Regions from separate parts of the Homo sapiens genome. Here region 2 is linked to region 1. Evidence: read pairs that join two places in POLR2A ChIA-PET (ENCODE). Cell type or tissue: endothelial cell of umbilical vein. All regions are shown on one strand. Links, peaks and the distances in the headings refer to the core of each region. The heading gives the core; the rest is flanking DNA.

What was found. Peaks named below come from ENCODE experiments on the same cell type or tissue, not always from the same donor. Only the 100,000 strongest peaks of a DNase experiment are listed, where the experiment ranks them.
Region 2: POLR2A ChIA-PET joins it to region 1 with 8 read pairs; 4 of 35 experiments call an interaction of 5 or more read pairs at or near these places.

What each region holds. Positions count from the first base shown.
Region 1 is chr2:232,685,311-232,693,066 of GRCh38, reverse strand. No RefSeq gene overlaps it. Among named protein-coding and RNA genes, the nearest start is that of GIGYF2, 8.1 kb to the left of the region's middle. In endothelial cell of umbilical vein, for the core only: no CTCF peak of the experiment used is centred there; a DNase peak (open chromatin) is centred at 3,386.
Region 2 is chr2:232,580,893-232,587,123 of GRCh38, reverse strand. LOC105373929 (a long non-coding RNA gene) reads left to right here. Exons shown (of 5, transcript NR_187951.1): 4 at 2,581-2,818; 5 at 4,983-5,969. It also overlaps a transcript of EIF4E2 not described here. Among named protein-coding and RNA genes, the nearest start is that of EIF4E2, 33 kb to the right of the region's middle. In endothelial cell of umbilical vein, for the core only: no CTCF peak of the experiment used is centred there; no DNase peak of the experiment used is centred there.

The DNA of each region.
Region 1 (7,756 bases), core at 1,149-6,148:
CACCCTCAGACATCAAAGCCTAAGACATCATGAAGCAGGGACAAGCATCCTTACTGTGCCTTCTCTGAATTCCTGATCCACCAAATCCATCAGCATCATAAAATGGGTGTTTTAAGCCACTATGTTTTGGGGTAATTTGTTAATAGCAACAGTAGCTGGAACATCATTGTTATGGATTGAACTGTGTTCCCCATGCTTGGTGCAGATGGCTCGCACCTCTAATGCCAGCTACTTGAGAGGCTGAGGCAGGAGGATTGCTTGAGGCCAGGAGTTCCCGACCAGTGTGGGCAACATAGTAAGACCTCATCTCTAAAAAAAAAAAATGTTTTTAGGCCAGGCACAGTGGCTTACGCCTGTAATCCCAGCACTTAGTGAGGCCAGGAGTTTGAGACCAGCCTGGCCAACATGGGGAAACCCCGTCTCTCCTAAAAATACAAAAATTAGCCAGGCGTGGTGGTGCGAGCCTGTAATCCCAGCTACTTGGGGGCTGAGGCGTAAGAATCGCTTGAACGTGGGAGGCGAAGGTTGCAGTGAGCCGAGATCGTGCCACTGCACTCCAGCCTGGGCAACAGAGCAAGACTGTCTCTAAATAAATAAAGAGAATGTTTTTAAATTAGCCGGGTGTGGTGGAACACACCTGTAGTTTCAGCTACTTGGGAGTCTGAGGTGGAAGGATCTTTTGAGTCCAGGAGTTTGATGATGTCGTGAGCTATGATTATGCCACTGTACTCCAGCCTGGGTGGAAAAAAAAAAAAAGATAATTGTACCAGAGAACTGAACAAACAAGAAAGGCTATGCAGACAATAACTATGAAAAGAAATCCATTTTCTATGTTTGAAAAACGTTTTTATTATAAAAGTAATTGCATATTTTTAATTCTTTTCTCATTTCCAACTTCTGAATGTATGAGACATTAAATCATTTTTTTAAAAAACCTTGGAATACAATAAATGTATCATTTCACCTGATGTCCCATGATGCATCCCAAAATGTTATTAATTTTTATCTGAGTATTTTCCATCTTTAGGGTTTCATAGTTCTGCTGTCCCAGAGGGTTCCCACATGAATGTTCAACTGCTCTTCTTGTTTTCTTTGTGGCCAGACATTCCCCTCTCTTTTTAATTTATTATTTATTTATTTATTTATTTTTGAGATGGAGTCTCACTCTGTTGCCCAGGCTGGAGTGCAGTGGCATGATCTTGGCTCACTGCAACCTCCACCTCCAGGGTTCAAGCAATTCTCCTGCCTCAGCTTCCCTAGTAGCTGGGATTACAGGCGTGTGCCACCATGCCTGGATAATTTTTGTATTTTTAGTAGAGACAGGGTTTCACCATGTTGGCCAGGCTGGTCTCAAACTCTTGACCTCAGGTGATTCACCCACCTTGGCCTCCCAAAGTGCTGGGGTTACAGGCGTGAGCCACCACACCCAGCCCCCTCTCTTTTTTATTAATAGTTATTAACAATTGTGGTGGTGGTGGTGGTGGTGGTAGTAGTAGTCATTGTAGTACTGAAGCAATACATGTTTATGGTTTTATAGTTTTTAGAGTTCAAAAACGTATAAAGGAAAAAATTTAAATCCTCCCTGCCGCAAGACCTATCTAGCACCCTCAGGTTCTCCTTCCATCAATTTCTTGTGTGGTCTCCCCAAAAATGTTGCATGCATTAACAAGTACGGCATTTTCCAGCCAGGCGCGGTGGCTCACACTTTTAATCCCAGCACTTTGGGAGGCCAAGGCGGGTGGCTCACCTGAGGTCAGGAGTTCGAGACCAGCCTGACCAATATGATGAAACCCCGTCTCTACTAAAATCACAAAAATTAGTTGAGCGTGGTGGCAGGCACCTGTAATCCCAGCTATTCGGGAGGCTGAGGCAGGAGAATCACTTGAACCTGGGAGGCAGAGGTTGCGGTAAGCCGAGATCGTGCCACTGCACTCCAGCCAGGGCAACAGAGTGAAAAAAAAAAAAAAAGGGCTCTGCGCAGTGGCTCATGCCTGCTGAGGCGGGTGGATCACCTGAGGTTGGGAGTTCAAGACCAGCCTGACCAACATGGAGAAACTCTGTCTCTACTAAAAATACAACAAAAAAAATACCTAGCTGGGCATGGTGGTGCATGCCTGTAATCCCAGCTACTCGGGAGGCTGAGGCAGGATAATCGCTTGAACCCAGGAGGCGGGGGTTGTGGTGAGCCAAGATCATGCCACTGCACTCCAGCCTGGGCAACAAGAGCAAAACTCTGTCTCAAAAACAAACAAACAATCAAAAAAACAAGTATGGCATTTTCCTTCATTCTCAGTACCACTAAGTGTTGGAGATTCAATGGTTGCCCCCAAATCCACCTGATCACCCACCTCATAAAGCTTACAGTCTACTTGGGTAGAGACATAGTGATATGGTTTGGCTCTGTGTCCCCACCCAAATCTTATGTTGAATTGTAGTTCCTAATATTGGAGGAGGGGCCTGGTGGGAGGTGATTGAATCATGGAGACGGACTTCCACCTTGCTATTCTCATGATAGAGTCCTCAGGAGACCTGGTTGTTTGAAAGTCTGTAGCACTTCCTGCTTTGTGCTGGCGTCCCCTTCACCTTCTTCCATGATTGTAAGTTTCCTGAGGCCTGCCCCAGCCATAATTCCTATATAGCCTGTGGAACCATGAGCCAATTAAACCTCTTTTGTTTATAACTTACCCAACCTCAGGTAGTTCTTTATAGCAATGTGAGAACGGACAAATACACATGGCTTTATTCCTCCCAACTAAAAAACAAAACAAAACAAAACACCTGAGCATTACTATGTGTGCTGTTCTGCTCCTGGCCTGTTTCCAAGAAACAAGATGTCTTGGTGGCATCCATGTTTTTTTAGTGGCTGCCTAGCAGTGCACGCTTACGTGGATGTACCTAATATACTGAACCGATCCCCTGCTGATGGATATGCTGATTGTTTCCAGTATTTTTGCTATTACAAACAACACTGTAATGACTATTCCCTTAAATGCATCCTTGTTCATTTTTTTTCTTACTTATAGGATAAATTTCTGGGCCAAAGCTCATGAGTATCTCCGCAGTGGACACCTGCCATTCTTTATGACAGTTCTGCTGAACTGAAATAGTGAATTACTTTCAGTTGAAATACTGAAATTCTTTCCCATGTTTGTAGAAAATGAGAATCTTGGTGGCTGGCAGAGCTTGCCTCCCCTTACAGAACACAAAAAGCCCAGATACTCCCCTGTCCCACCCCTGACAAGTGGGCATGTGACTAGGCTCAGCCTCAGACTCTGATATGGAGTAAATGACCTGAAGAAGCAGGACACCACGGCATGCTTGTCAGCCAGGACAGCAGCTGGTTCCCATGGTGTGCTTTTGGCTGCTGTCCCAGCCTCCTGGCCTCCTGCCTGCTTCCTTAGCCTGCACCCCCCAGCCCTGCTGGTGCTTCTGGGGACTCCTCCATGTCTTTTCAATCAATTCCTTTTCTGCTTAAATCAGTCTGGCTTAGATTCTATTACTTGCAATTAAGAACTCTGATTCCAAAGTAGCCAGCATCCAAGATGGCTCCTAATGACTTTTGCCAATAGGGCTGACCTATGTGACTAGTAGATAGCAGAGTGTGATTCAGGAAGCTAGGTCTTAAAAGGCTTGCCCTTTACTCTCTCGTATCACTTGCTCTGGGGGAAGCCAGCTGCCATGTTGTGAGGACACTCAAGCAGCCTCATGGAGAGGTTCACACGGCAGGCAACTGAGGCCTCCTGCCAATAGCCAGCATCAATCACAGGAGTAAGTCATGTTGGAAGCAGGTCTCCCAGGCTCAGTCAAGCCTTCAGATGACTGTAGCCCCAGCTGACATTTTGACTGCAGCCTCATGAGAGACCCTGAGCCCAAACCAACTACCCAGCCAATTTGCTTCTAAATTCCTGGCCCCAAACTGTGTGAGATAATAAATATTAATCATCGTTTTAAGCCACTAAGTCCTGGTGTGATTTGTTAACATAAACATAAATAACTAATACAAATACAATTTTTAATTTTAACAGTCTACCAAATTGCCCTTCAAAAAGGCAACAGCTAGCCAAGCATGGTGGCCTGTGCCTATAGTTCCAGCTAGTCGGGAGGCTGAAGTGGGAGGATCGCTTGAGTCCAGGAATTTGAGGCTGCAGTGAGTTATAATCACGTCACTGTACTCCAGCCTGAGTGACAGAGCAAGATTCTGTCTCTACAAAAATAAAAATAAGTAAAAAACCAACAAGGCAACAGCTTTAACTTGATTACCTCTATAAAGAAAAATAGAGGCCAGGTGCAGTGGCTCACACCTGTAATCCCAGCACTTTGGGAGGCCAAGGTGGGCAGATAGCTTGAGCTCAGGAGTTCGAGACCAGGCTGGCCAACATGATAAAACCCCACTTCTACCAAAAATACAAAAAGTAGCTGGACATGGTGGCATGTGCCTGTAATTCCAGCTATTCAGGAGGCTGAAGCATGAGAATCGCTTGAGCCTGGGAGACGAAGGTTGCAGTGAGCTGAGATTGTGCCACTGCACTCCAACCTGGGCGACAGAGCAACACCCTGTCTCAAAAAAAAAAAAAAAAAAAGAAAAGAAAAAGAAAAAATACTACTAATAACAAGATGGCAACAGCAATATACATGCTCAACACCCCATGGCAGAATGCCAAAAGCCACTGGTTTTGGGAAGGAGTGGAGGAAAACAAAAAATTGACCCCTGCTGAGGTCTCATCCTTAATGCCTCGCTAAGTTGTAGAATTTTGCTTTGTCGCCCAGGCTGGAGTGCGGTGGTGTGATCTCAGCTCACTGCAGTCTTGACTTCCCAGGCTCAAGTAACCCTCCTGCCTCGGCCTTCCTTGTAGCTGGGACTACAGGTGCCCATCACCATGCCTGACTAAATTTTTTTGTATTTGTTTGTAGAAATGAGGCTTTGCCGTGTTGGCCAGGCTGGTCTTGAAGTCGTGGGCTCAAGCAGTCCTCCTGCCTTGGCCTCCCAAAGTGTTGGGATTACAGGACCCAGAAGGCATCATTCTTGTATAGTACTGTCAGTCCAAGTGGGCAGTGATGTGCCAGCATCTGGCCTCGTGGACAGGCAGAGTCAGCAAGGAGAAATCTGAGCAGCGACAAAACCACAGCTGTCAGACCACATTCAGTAACTGGCAGCCGCCAGGAGCATGCAAGTGAGCCAGCAGATGGGCAGAAATTCCCCTGGGCTGGTCAGAAAAGGGGTCTCAAAATAACAGAGAACATGGGTCCGTGGGCATCTGCACTTGTGGCCAAGACAGCAGCCAGGACTGAGCACTTCTGGGCTACCCTGGCCTGAGACTCTTGGACCTAACTGTAGAGACTCAGGGCGCAGGAGGAGACAGAGTTACAGTAGTGGAGGGAGGGAGGGGAGAGAGAGGAACCCGTGTGTCCTGAGCACTAAATATATGGCAGGCGTGGAATCTGCCAGGTAGGTCACCATCATGCCCATTTTACAGGTGAGAAAATGGAGGCTCAGTGAGGTTCAGTTACTTGCCTAGTGTTCGAGTCCAAATTTCGTTAGATCACACAGCCTCCAGGGCCTAGGCAAGACTAATTGGTGTGTTGTTTTTCCTATTGCTCAGTCAAAGGAGGGCCCTGGGGAGTGACCTCTCTCTCTTCCAGTGAGAAAGATATTCTCACAAGCTCTGCTGTCTCCACTTTCCTGTCTTTTCTTTTCTTTTCTTTTCTTTTCTTTTTTTTTTTTTTTTTTTTTTTGAGGTGGAATTTCGCTCTTATTGCCCAAGCTGGAGTGCAAGTGGCACAATCTCGGCTCACTGCAATCTCCACCTCCCGGTTTCAAGCAATTCTCCTGCCTCAGCCTCCCAAATAGCTGGGATTACAGGCATGCACCACCATGTCCAGCTAATTTTGTATTTTTAGTAGAGACGAGGTTTCTCCATGTTGGTCAGGCTGGTCTCGAACTCCCGACCTCAGGTGATCCACCCGCCTCGGTCCCCCAAAGTGCTGGGATTACAGGGGTGAGCCATCACACCCAGCCAGTCTCCACTTTCAGAGCTGGCCCCTCAGGCTCTCATGGTGGAGTACTCAGAAGTCTCTGACATCAGTGGTAATGATCCTGCCTTGCCCATCTGTCTGCTTTAACAAACCTGGCATGTCCTTGTGAAACCAACATGCAAGGTTGCCTGCTACATGCCACGCAGCATGCTGGGCCTATAGCAATAGGCAAGGCAAACTTCCTGCCCTGCAAAGAGTACACAGTCCAAACAGCGGGGCTGAGAAGTAAGGAGATGGCTACTGCCTCAAGCTGTCAGGATTACAGTAGAGAGAAACTCAGGGAAATGGGAGCCCTGAGAAGGGACACCTTACCTGGCCTGGAAGCATCAAGGAAGCTTCCTGAAGATAATCTCTGAGCTGAGTCTTCAACAGTGAGAAGTAATCCACCTGTGGAAGGGAGGGAGGGAGTGCCAGGCAGAGGAAACCACATATGCAAAAGCCTGGAGGTGTGGAATTTTCTAGGAACAGTTAGGCATCGCATATACCAGGAGTGTAGAGTTTGGAAGGAGACAGGGCAGGGAGGAGGGACAAAAGATGGAGTTGGAGGGATGAGTTGGGGCCAGCTCCTGCAAGTGGGGAATCAAAAATTGAAGGAGAGATGTTAAGAACTGGTTTGCATTTTCTAAGAATTACTCCAGCTGCAAAGCGGACAATCAGGTATAATGAGGGCAGAGAAACCAATGAGGAGCTCACGGTAGAGACCCAGGAAGGAACCTATGAAGGTCTGAGCTGTGACCATGGCGCTGGAGATGGAGGGTGGGAGGCACAAGGGAGCGGCCTCCCGGGGACTCTGTGGCCAAGAGGGAGGAACGACATCCTCTACCTGGCCTTTGTAGTGACATGGCCCCACGTGTCCTGTTTTGTCTGAAGTCCTTTCGTGTTGGATTTTCTATTGCTTGCAATCAGAAGTTGTTTCTATTGCTTGCAATCAAAAGTTTTATTTATTTATTGTTCATTTTTATTTTTTGAGACAGTGTCACCCAGGCTGGAATGCAGTGGTGTGATCTCGGCTCACTGCAACCTCCGCCTCTTGGGTTCAAGGGATTCTCCTGCCTCAGCCTCTCGAGTCGCTGGGACTACAGGCACACGCCACCACGCTCGGTTAATTTTTTTGTATTTTTAGCAGAGATGAGGTTTTGCCATGTTGGCCAGGCTAGTCTCAAACTCCTGACCTCAAGTGATCCACCTGCATTAGCCTCCCAAGGTGCTGGGATTACAGGCATGAGTCACTGCGCCCAGCCTTATTTATTTATTTTTATTTTCACAATTTGTGACAAGCAATCGAGAGTTTTAGCTCTTATGTGGGCCCACTTGTCCAGAAAGGCAAACGGATGCTTCAAGTAAATGACACTGCTATCTCCATTCTCTTCCTTCTTTTTAAATGAATAGCCTTTTTTTCTCGTCTCCTTCACCATTAGACTTTATTATTTATTTATTTATTTATTTATTTATTTATTTATTTATCTTTTTGAGATGGAGTCTTGCTCTGTCATCCAGGCTGGAGTACAGTGGCACCATCTCACCTCACTGCAACCTCCGCCTTCCAGTTTTCAAGCAATTCTCCTGCTTCAGCCTCCCGGGTAGCTGGGATTACAGGCGTGCACCACCACTCCCAGCTAATTTTTTGTATTTTTAGTAGAAACAGGGTTTCACCATGTTGGCCAGGCTGGTCTCGAACTCCTGACCTCAGGTGATCCACCCACCTAGGCCTCCCAAAGTGCTG
Region 2 (6,231 bases), core at 1-5,000, 100 kb after region 1:
CCTCCTTGGCCAGTGGGGTGGGGCCTCTGATCTACTAGGATCACACTGCAGCAGCAAGAGTCATTTTGGAGCTACCGGCCCTCATCTGTTCCGAAGCCCTCTTTCCCAACAATCAAAATAATGACTTGCAGACTAGGTGAGCTATAATCTATCAGTGTGGCAGGCTTAAGAGCTCTGGAATTCTAAGTCAAGTCCCATCTCTGCCCTTACATGGTGAGTGACTTTCTGTGTTAACCTCTGCCTGTTTCTTCATTTGTGAAATGGGGAACCCACAGGGCTCTTGTGAGATTTAAATGAAATATGCATGTAATTTTAGTGTCTAGCAGTTTTCAATAAATGGTACACTTTACTACATACGATACTACTCTCACCCATAGGCAACATCTCCAGCATGAAGCCCACTGGCCTCATGTCTGTACTTCTGGAGTCCAGGTGAGCAAAGGTCACCTGCCCACTGGACTTGGCCCACATGGACTACACCTGAGCCACCAATCCTCTTGGAGGCCTTCTTGCCTCTATTTGCTGCATTCCTTCTTCTCCCCTTTGGACTGCGAGCTCCTCAAGGGAACAGCCTATAGCTTCCTATTCATCTCCCACTCACCCGACCTGCCACACTGGCCAGCCCACTGGATGGGAGGTAACAGTGTGCTGGACATTCTGAGGGCTGCAGGGGCCTCCTGTGGACCCTGCTCTCTTGCAGGTGACCCATCAGTGCGCTGTACTTCTACAAATTGTTGGAATGGAGACTTTTTTTTTTTTCTAAGTTATTTGAGTCAAAACGATCTTGACGGGAAGCTGTTAGAGGTCTCATGGAAATAGGCCTGGAGGACAGGATTTGGCTGAGGCTTTCAACTGACATCAGACAAGACTGCAATCAAGGGAAAGCAGACCTGGGGCCCACGGGCAATCACATGGGATGAGAAATACCAAAGAATGTGACCATCCAGGTAGCCGGGGGACACAGCTCCAAAAAAGTGAGAGTGGTGCTGGATTAGCTCCATTGGAGGAACTGGAGGTTCCATTGGATGGTGCTGGATTAGTTCCATTGCCGTTTGGCAAACCAGGTAAATAATGCATATTCTATATGTGAATTTGCGTTTCCTGCTTCTCCCAGCATGATCACCCGTGGACTAATGGAATGCCTTATTCACCAGCATGTATTCAATATTGCTTTTAATCAAGAAACAAATTTCACAGCAAAGAAAGTGAGGCAATGGGCTTGTGACCAGGTAATCACAGTCATACCACGTATCTCAGCAGGAGGAAGCAGCTGGACAAACATTAGAGTGAAACGGCCTCGTGAAGACTCCGTTACAGCACCACTTGGGAGACAACTTTTGGGTGCTGCCCCCAAGGTTCTGCTTTGCATGTGTTGTCTCTCCTATAACCAGGATTCACGGGTCCAGGAATCAAGGGATAGAAGTAGGAGTGGTTCCTCTCACCTGTCCCCTCAACTGGAGTTCTACTGGTTTGGAGGGCTTGGTTTTTACAGGAGGAATGCTTCCGGGGAACACAAGACAACAGCTCACTGAATTGTACATTGAGGCTCACCTGCTGTTTTGGGCCCTTCTGGGCACTGAACCAACAAGCAAATAAGGGGTTTACTGACTCGGGTGTATTACCAAGGGGAAACAAATGCTGCTGCATACTAGGGGCAGGGAGAACTGTCTAGAATCCATACTTTTCTGAGGTCCCTCTTACAAATAGCAAAAACGAAAGACTGTAACAAAGGAAGGACAACTAATTCAGACACCCTAGGAATAAAGGTTTGGATCAACCATACCAAAAAAAGAATCCTGACCAGCGGAGATCCTGGGTGAGGGCAAAGGAAATACAGAATAGGCAGTGGAAAAGAAAGTGATACATAACTACAGCCTCATGATCATTACAGATGATACATAATCTTTTTTTTTTTTTTTTTGAGACGAAGTCTCACTCTGTCGCCCAGGCTGGAGTACAGTGGCGCTATCTCAGCTCACTGCAACCTCCTCCTCCTGGGTTCAGACGATTCTCCTGCCTCAGCCTCCTGAGCAGCTGGGACTACTGGCGCGCGCCACCACGCCCACCTAATTTTTGTATTTTTAGTACAGATGGGGGTTTCACCATATTGGCCAGGCTGGTCTCGAACTCCTAACCTCATGATCCACCCACCTCGGCCTCCCAAAGTGCTGGGATTACAGGCGAGAGCCACCGTGCCCGGCTGATGTACATATTCTTGCTTGTTATGTGCACAATTTTCTTCTCTCATTATTTCATGCAATTTTTGCTGGAAGTAAACTTTACCCTTTAGTGTTTAGGTACCATTCTCTTGTTCTGTATTCTATTCAGATGGGATTGAAACTGAATTAGAAGAGTCAACACAGCTCAGAGATTGACAGTGACTGGTGAGCTTTACATGTCCTCATTTTTGAGAGAGGGTAACAGCTTCCAATTAATTACATCTCCTTGGGCACAAAGAATTGCTTTTGTGGTGGGACAGAAGTTCAAAGGTGTAGAAGGCTGTGTGCAGATGCTGAGTGGCTAACAGGGGCTGTGCCAGTTAGGAAGCTCGTCTCTCAGTTCCACACCCGCTCTTTTTAGCTCTGCTTTTGTGATACCAGCGACAGAACTCTGCAAACATCTCTGCTTCGCAGCTGGCATCCTGTTGGATTTTTCCAGTAGAGGGAAGCTTCCATGCTGCAGGAAGAAGGGGCGTGCTCCTTCCCGTTCCTGTCAGCACTGCTGCAGCAGTTTGCTCTCACAGCTGCATGTGATCCCAGCTGCCATTTCTGACCTGCTCAGAACCAGCTTCATGATGGGCTCAAAGACCCAGGACCAGGTGAGCAACACCCATCCTTAGAGCACTTCTGGAAGTTGCTACTTCCTTAATTCTTGTGTGGGTTTTTTGCTTTTTTGGTTACTGTGTCAGTAATTCTTTTTATCATATTGTTGAAATAACTGGAATGGTTTCTGTCTCCTATTTGGACCATGACTGATAGACAGAGAGAGGAGATTTCTATCTACAGAAACTAAGTCTCAAGACTGTATTGTTTTAAATCCTTTGTCAACAATAACTGAGGCTCAGCAAAGCCTCTTTCTCCCTCAGTGTTTCATGTGGGCACCAACCGTCGGCATGCCCCATGTGTCCCTCTTTAGGCTAAGATACTTAATATAACTAAAACATTCCAAGCTTAGGCTGAGTGATTTCTTACAGTAAAATCAAATTCTTTAAACTTTCTTCTATTCCAATATTCCTTATCCCAAGTTAAGGAGCGTTACCAACTATATTTTGATAATAAAAATGTAAACTGAGTTGTGGCAATGATTAATATCAATTAGAGAATATTTTCACAATAAATTTGTGTCATTGAGATTGACATTGCCTGGACTATTCCACATATTTTGTTTTGGAATGCAGTTAAGATTGGGACTTATACACTGTAGGGTAGAATGAGTAACAGTACCCCCGGTTCCCTTGTATTGACAAGTCCACGACCTGGTTCTTGCTGATATTTTCAATTTATTACTGCAGTAGATAATTGCTCTGAAAGTGCAACACTAAATCACTCTTGTCATAGCCTCTGCTCCGTTTCCACTGGCAAATACTTGGAAATTCATTCTTCGAGCATTGTGGACCACAAGCTTCTCTCTGGGTGGAAAATTATTGCCACTGCCAGTATCATAGGGAACACACACACACACACACACACACACGAACAGAAGGATTCAAAAAGCAGACACTGGAGAGGAGTAGGGGCCAATTTCAAACAGAAAACCCAGTAAAGGGCTGGAGAGGAGTAGGGGCCAATTTCAAACAGAAAACCCAGCAAAGGAGTTAGAGGAGAACAGCTCCAACTGTGCAAAGTGGAGACCGACTCTCCACTCTCCAGTGGCAACCTCACATTCTGGTACTGTGCAAAGCGGAGACCGACTCTTCACTCTCCTCACATTCTGGTTACGTTGGCCCTGGTAGACCTTTATCCCTTTGCCTCTGTAACGGTGATACCATAATCATAACCGTGCCACATCTCAGCATATCAGAGGCCCATGGAGTAAAAATAGATGAAAAGACCTCTCAAGCTAGTTTGGAAAAATAGAGGGTTTAGATAAACTGACTATTTAATCTCCTACTTAAACCTGTTAGGCAGAATATCTGGGAGAACACTGGGCGTAAGATGCTGCCTAACAGGCATAACCCCTTGCTCTAACCAGCCTAGGGCCAGTATGTTTTTGATGGAAAAGACAACTGTCAAATACTACAACGACAAAAAGGAAGGGAAAACATGAGCAGCTCTAGAAAACGTAAGATTCAAAACTCTGAACAACAACAACAACAACAACAAAACTATGGACAACACACCTAGCCAGGAGGCCTGACCACTCACTCACTCCTAAGCACACTCTACACATACACACTGACTTTCCCACACACACAACAGTCAGGTAGATGCCCAAAGGAGGGCAAATCCAAATATCTGCTCTCTTTGGAATTTTCACGGCAAATCTGAATTTAGGCAAAAGTGAAGACCTCCCTGGGGTCTTCAAAGACAGCCTTTGCTCTCCATGTAGCCAATGGTGCTCTTATATTTGCCGAGCCCTTCACAACTGTCTGGACACCAGAATGCACTCTTCATATTCCTGGAGTTTAAATCACTGCTAGATCTTCTTATCTGATCTAACTTGCCCTGTAATAGAAGCACCTCCCTTTTGGCCCCTGTACTCCCCGTTCTTTCAGAAAAAAAGCATCCCCAAAACAGTGGTAATTAGAGGGTGTTCAGGAATGGAAAAGTAGGAAGAGTGTAGTACAAATACAATAAGGAAATGCCTGTTACTCTCATATGATTTCTCTGAGACCAGGTGGCCAAGGATCCCCTAGTCTTCCACATATGTTTTAAAGAGAGGCCTTAATTTAAGGTACTGCAGTCTTTGCTCACAAGAGCCAAGTAAGACGGTGCTACTTGGAGGTTGCTATAGGACTCTGACGCTATTTATTTGAATCCTAGGTGCTCTTGTGACTTCTCTGACTTCAGTCCTTCTGGAGTCAGATCACCCAGCTTCTCTGATGAGTGACTGGTCATTTTTAAAGCATGCCTGCAGCAGTCTTCAAGAGGTTTCTGCCTGGGCATCACAATCAGCACACATTTGCTCATACACATACCAGGTGATGAGGACTCAACCACTGCAGACAGGCAGAGCCATGCAAATAAAGCCATCCAGCAAGGTCACCTTTTCCTCAGATGCCCCAGTTTCAGGATGATAGAATTTGCATATTAAGTGTTAATAGGCCTGGCAATAACCAGCTTTTGCTTCCCTTCCTCAATGAGGGACATGCCAGAAACAGACTTGCACACAGGCTCTGCTCATATGGGAAACAGGCCTGACACACAGGGTCTGCTCATATGGGAAAATGATTTCAGTCACAGTCCTTAGCTCCAAATTCTGTACTTGGAACCTAGATTATAATCTAGCTCCTAATCAAACTAGATTCTGCTCCAGTTCAGTTTACTAAGGCATTCCCTCTAAGCTGCCTCAGTGAAACCAGTGAGAGCCACTGGATTACAATTCTAAGTGCAGCTGTGCCTAAGAAGGAGAGAGTCCCACAGGAGAGGAGACCGGAGGGCATAAGGCAGGGGATGATACAAAATCCTGGACAGTCATCACATCAGTAACACAGCTTCAGAAAGTGGTGGGCTTGGAGGAGGGGAGAGAAAGAAACAAAATGTCCCAATAATTTAATGGCAGAGCTAGAAGAGAGCATTTACAGCTATTTTGGGACTCTCCAACAGAACACTTTTCCTGGATGCACAGACATTCATAATACTGGTAACTCTCATCAACAGCTCTGGCATGTACACGTGGCCACGGTACCCTTCGTACAACACGGGAAGAGAACAACAGGACGCCCAAGAGGCATCTGGACAGCACACAGCAAACAGAAAGGCTGAACGCCCCCCCATGGAACCCCATTAAAAAACAATGTTTGTCTATTACAAAGTCACGTTTTCCGTTTTTCCGCTTTATAAAGTCAGCGATGCTGGAGGGTGTCTAGCGGAATCCGTCCTCCAGGAATGAGTGCAAAAGGAGAGCGCACGGCTCAGGGACGTCCCTTCAGTGAGCAATGGAAGGACTGGCTGGAGGCCTCCCATCCATTTCGGACAAACACACACATACAGAAAAGGATTATTGCCAGCTTGTGTACTCTCACAATGTGATTTTTGTATTTCGAAAGCTTGAATTGTCCCTGAAAGAAAA